Regions from separate parts of the Homo sapiens genome. Here region 2 is linked to region 1. A link is an interaction called in ENCODE POLR2A ChIA-PET data of the cell type or tissue named here. Cell type or tissue: A673. All regions are shown on one strand. Links, peaks and the distances in the headings refer to the core of each region. The heading gives the core; the rest is flanking DNA.

What was found. Peaks named below come from ENCODE experiments on the same cell type or tissue, not always from the same donor. Only the 100,000 strongest peaks of a DNase experiment are listed, where the experiment ranks them.
Region 2: POLR2A ChIA-PET joins it to region 1 with 5 read pairs; 1 of 35 experiments calls an interaction of 5 or more read pairs at or near these places.

Annotation. Positions count from the first base shown.
Region 1 is chr14:57,997,577-58,000,499 of GRCh38, reverse strand. No RefSeq gene overlaps it. Among named protein-coding and RNA genes, the nearest start is that of SLC35F4, 130 kb to the right of the region's middle. In A673, for the core only: no CTCF peak of the experiment used is centred there; DNase peaks (open chromatin) are centred at 859 and 1,599; H3K4me3 peaks cover 428 bases; H3K27ac peaks cover 2,181 bases.
Region 2 is chr14:58,333,529-58,336,451 of GRCh38, reverse strand. The region is part of intron 11 of ARID4A (AT-rich interaction domain 4A); the gene reads right to left. Among named protein-coding and RNA genes, the nearest start is that of ARID4A, 36 kb to the right of the region's middle. In A673, for the core only: no CTCF peak of the experiment used is centred there; no DNase peak of the experiment used is centred there.

The DNA of each region.
Region 1 (2,923 bases), core at 102-2,601:
ACACACACACAAAAGAGACAAGGAGAGCAGTCCCCTGTAGGAAGAGACACTTTCCCTGGTCATGCTATCCAATAAATCACACCTGCTGTGGAGAAAGGAGAAAGGAAAACAAGGAAAGAGAAAAGGATGGAAGCTACTAGAAAAAGAATAGAAGGCTGGGATGGAGAGAAAAGGGTTTCTCCCATACCCCTGATGTCTTTTTCTCTAATTAGAAAAGACAGTGCTTTTCTTTCCAACCTCTTTAGTTTTTTCTTTCCCATAAGCTGTTTCTTTCAGTAGCTGCTAGCTTAATTTATATGCAATATTTGGAGTTAATTAGTATCCCAGGGTAACAGATTCCCTTAGCGATGCCTTAGCTGTGCCTTCAGCTGATAAACTGCCTCAAATACAATTTTCCAGAAACACTTTCTTAAAGTACCTGTATCTCTTAACATAGGTCAAAACTGTATGAAGAAATTTTAAAGCCAAGTTTTAGAACACATTTAAAGTAATTTTTGAAGAGTCAATTAAAAGTGGTTTTTCATTTTATGATTTTTTTCCCCAAATGCTAAGCGTTAAAAGCCAAAACATTTTATATAGGTATCCGAAAATTACATAGAGTGCATGGAGCATACTGAATACCTCGCTCTTCCTTCTGTGTCTGCCTCCAGGTGTCTTCTTCCTGTAGAAGTCCAAATGAAACACCTTATTTCCAATCACAGCCACAACCTGGGGGAGAAGAATCAAATCCTCCACAGGGATTGTGATTTCTGCAGATATGAATAATCCATGTTCCTACCAGCTGCCAAAAAAACAGCTTTTGGAAACAAGATGTACTATTTGGCGCAAGGTTATAGCTACGTGACATTTTGGCAAGACAGGCTTTTTTATGACCACAGAGGAATTTGAAGAGGCAGGAACACAACTGAAAAAAAATCTCTTCCCTTTATGGTATGTGAAGGTGTGGTTTCAAGCAAAGAAATATGGTAGAAGAAGATGGAGGAAAATCATAATGCAAGGCAAATATAAAAATGGCACAAAACATTAGAAAGTGCTGGAGGATGCCAAAGTTCTGAATGGACCAATGCTTGAAAAAATATAGAGAAAAGCAAGGAGAAGAATACAAATGAGGAAGATCATTAACAGGAGAAGGGACCATAAAGCTACACAAATCCATTTTGCCTCCACCTTCTCCATCAAATAATATTATCTCATAGTAGTTAGAATGAACATAGCTGGGGGTGGGGAACTGAAGTCCAAGATGGATGAGGAGGTAAAAGGTGCTTGGTTACTTTAAATGAGCTTAAGCTCAGTTAGATATCTTCTTTAATTGCACAGTCTTCAAATGACTGAATATAAACTTCTAGGAATAGGAAATAATTTGAAAGCAAAATAATGGTACTGACTTAGTAAAAGTCCCACATGTGCACATTTAGCACTCCTAGACTGATAAGCTGAAGATGAGCTGTGGAGAGATGTTGCCCTGATAATTATAGACTGGCAGTTAACATAGCTGGAAACATAATCCTGTTGCTTAATTTCTGCATGCAGAAAAAAACCCCAGCATTTATTTTGCAAGCCGCTGTAATACAAATGCACTGGGAGTGTCCTATTTGGGGTAATAGGTATATCTAACTCCCTTTTAATTAACCCAAATTTCTACCATGTGCATATAGGATAAAGAGAAGGAAGGAAGGAAGGAAGGAAGGAAGGAAGTAATTAAGGAATTCCCTCAGTAAGTAGCAGCAAAAGCACAAAGAAACAAGTCATTTGCTCCCATGTTCTAGTTTGTGTAAAAGCACAAAAAAATTGATGTAAAAAAACTTACATATTCCACCTAGTAAAGCAAATATCCTACTTTCTCTTTTCAAGAAGCAGCAGGAAAAGATCACTTATGTAAGTGATAACCATCAACAATTTGTAATATAGAGTATAAATTCTTCAGATGGATGTTGCTGAGAGGTGTAACCTTTTGTGGGTTAAGGATGGAGGAACTGAGGAGTAGAAACAGAAGAATTATCTGTGGGGGGAAAATCCTGTTATCTTTTTTCTCAAAGTGTATAGGTATAGGAATGGAGTGCAAGCAAAGTTGCAGGCAAAGTGGGCATCCACTTGGATTATTTTATTACCTTTAAGGTGGGTAGATCATCTGCTCTAGTCTCAAAAGAATAAACCTGGCATCAGTTCAGGAAACTGAGGTTTTTATTAACCAGTGTCATGTCCATCTCAATATTCTCTTCCTAATTAGCAGTCAAATAAAGGAAGGGACCAAAAGCATTTGAATCATTTCTCTAATTTTATGTCTCATGACATGGCCACAGCATTTGTGTAGTTCAGACTTCTTCATGACCAGACAGACTAAAGTAGGAAATTATAAGTAGTCTTCCAAAAAGGAATTTTGATACAAAACCTTCAATGGTCATTTTCCTTTATTTCCCTCTTTATGTAAGAGGTAAAGGAGGAGGAATAGGAAATGGTTTTGTGGTTGAACCAATCGAATCCCAAAGATTTGATTGGTTCTTTGCCGAGGAGGGTGAGGATGGCTAGAGACTCTATCTTCAGCAAACCAAGAACACTTGATATTGCTTCTGACTGAATCAGTATTTATTGAATGCCTTTTATGTGTCAGGTAATATGTTAAGTGTTGGGGGAGCCAAGACACAGTCCATGACTGGAAAGGGCTTATGGATTAGTAGGGAAGACAGAAAATGGGCAATTTCATATCAGAGACACTGGGATCCAGAAAAGGAATATCTAACTGGGTCAAGAAGATCAGGGATGCTTCTCCAGAGCAGGTAACATCAAACCTAAGGCCAGGAGGATGAGTGGGGTTATTCAGATAAAGGGGAGAAGGGGATATGTGATCTAGCCAGAGAAACCCCATGTGCAAAGGCCAGGGGTGAGAGATCAAGTAGTTAGCCTGGCTGGGGTGCTAGGTATTCTA
Region 2 (2,923 bases), core at 278-2,777, 340 kb before region 1:
ATAGTAAGTCTGGCAACTCAGGTGAGCCATAGGTCAAAATGACTACATAGGTTATCAATAAGCCCCATCCCAAGTGGAATTCTGAAGAACTGTCCAGAAAGTTATCATATGTAAAAACTGACAATTGACAATATATAGCTTAGAAGAAAGAAAACTTGGAGAAAAATTCACAATCTTTACAGACATATGTCATTTAGTGTAAGGACTAAGAGCCAAGACAGTATGTGTATTATAAGAATGCAATAATTAAATCTTGAGTAAATATTACATTAAATAATGTACATTATACTGCTTTTAGAAAAAGGTAGTATTACGCGATATGCTTTAGAAATATTTTAATCCAAAAGAATAAAAACCACAACCTCTTTTGTTCCCTAAAATTATTTTATTCCTAAAGGAATCACATATATATTTTCAGTTAGAAAAAAAAAAACAAACAACTACTGTAGATCCAGTACAGAGAACAGATTGGAGGAGGGCAAGCATGGATGTTGAAAGAACAATTAAGTTGTTATTGTTATTGCATTAGGCTAGGTAAAGAGAACAGTGGCTTGGAGTAAGATTGGCAGAAAGAAGAAAAGAAACCAAACGAAGTGGGCAAATTTGAGAGCTATTCGAGCAGGTAGAAGAGAATGGACTGGGTATCTGATTGGACAGGGGGTTAAGAGAAGAAGAATCAAGGTGACTTCTATGTATCTGGCTTGGACAGCTGGGTGGATGTTGCTTTTATCAAAATGAATTAAGGACAGCCAGGGAAAGGATAGGTTTAGGGAAAAAGAAGATGAACGCAGTCTTGCACATACTGAGTCTGAGTACGTACAAGTTAAGATGAAATCCTTGGCCGGGCACGGTGGCTCATGCCTGTAATCCCAGCACTTTGGGAGGCTGAGATGCGCGGATCACCTGAGGTTGGGAGTTTGAGACCAGCCTGACCAACATGGAGAAACCCCGTCTCTACTAAAAATACAAAATTAGCCAGGCATGGAGGTGCATGCCTGTAATCTCAGTTACTTGGGAGGCTGAGGCAGGAGAATTGCTTGAACCCAGGAGGCGGAGGTTGTGGTGAGCCGAGATCACGCCATTGCACTCCAGCCTGGCAAACAAGAGCAAAACTCTGTCTCTTAAAAAAAAAAAAAAAAAGATAAAATCCTCATTGGTTTGATATAAATGTCTTGAGCTAAGAAGAGACATCTTTGATGTACATATAGATATCAAGTCATTATATCATTTTAGATAGGAAGTAGGCCAAAAATGTGATGTCGTCATGGATATCAAGCATTCTAAGAAGTTAGGTATGTCAGAGGTACTGAATACTACTCAACAGTCAAATAGGATCAAGACAAAAATGTGTTTGGTTTAGTACAAAAGTTTGTTGGAGTCACTGGTGACCTTAGTAAAGTTGTTTTAGTTGTGGGAAATCAAGACACACTACAGTGAGTTAAGAGTAAAGGGGAGGTCATGAACAGTGTATGTAACTCTAAGCATTCTGGCCATGACGATGAAGAAGGAATGTAGTTATCTGGAGAGGAAAGCACAGAGGTTGTCTGAAGACTGGTGGAGGAAATATGGAGGGGTTGTCAGAAGGCTGGGAGAGATGTAAGCATGTTTTAAAAAGCTGATGAGAAGGATATAACTGAAAGGAGTAAGTTAAAGATGCAAGAAAAGAGAGAGTCGATAGTCTCTCTTTTCCTGAAAAGAGGAAGGGAATGAGATCCACAGCATAACCTGAGAGACTCATCTTATAGGGAGGACAAAACACTATCAATTGTGCCTTGAGCGAAAGAGAGCAGGCAAACAGGTTTACAGCATGCTCGCATCTGAAGCTCCCAATTTCTTTATGAAGTTGTGTGGAGTGGGTATAGGATTATTGGTTTAATGGAGGAAATAATGATTTGCTTACAGAAATTGGGAACTGACCAATAGTGCTGAAGGCCCAGTGGAATTTGGTAATCATAAAATTTAGAGTGGTACTATTCTTTCCTGTTTTACACCTACAGAAAATTTCAGGGCTCACATAAGAGATGATATATTCATAGTAAGGCACTTATAATTTCAGAGAACAGTTTTAACAACAGCCTGCCTAAAATAAATGATTACATGATTCTTGTATTTTATCAGTTAACTGAGCCTAGTAATTTTTCCCCATTTGAAAAGGTACACATTTTAATCATCAAGATGTCATTTAAATGCTATCAAATCCAAGATTTTTAGTACAAGTCAACTATATCATATGACCACAACTATAAAATGCATTGATATAAAAGTGTTTTCTTAATACATAAAAATATAGCTGTATGTAGCTATATTTTTGTGTACAAATGTGGAATCCTCATTAATCTGATTAGATGACCCTAACTGGGTTAGACTCTTACACTAACACTGTGAAGAAAGACTCTGCTAAATACATAAGGGCATTTTTGTTTGCTTAATGGGCTAAACTTTAAGATTTTAGCAAGTCAGTTGTCATATATGATTGCAAGCTAAAGTCCCAATTATTCATGGAAGGTTGGCTTTTTAGGATCTGCTTAGAAATGCTTCATTGGCAACTTAAGTTATTAGATATACTTAAAATATTAACATTACATTTAAAATATTCTTTAAATTCCACCAATTTAGCATGGATTTCCTAAGTTATCCAGCATTTACTGTAAGTTTATACCTAAAGTAATCTTGAATGACCACCAACAAATGCCTTTACAATCTACAAGGCATAAATATGCACAAATAATATGATTTAAACATCAAAAATAATATTCATGTTTCCATGAGTAAACAAACTCAAGTACTTATGATTTTTTACAATACTGGAATATAATCTTAGGCATTAATGTATCAGTGGTCCCTAAACAATTCCCAGTATTACAGAAATGGCAGTAGTTATTTAAAAATTCACTGAATTCAAATTTTCATTACTAAATAGGAA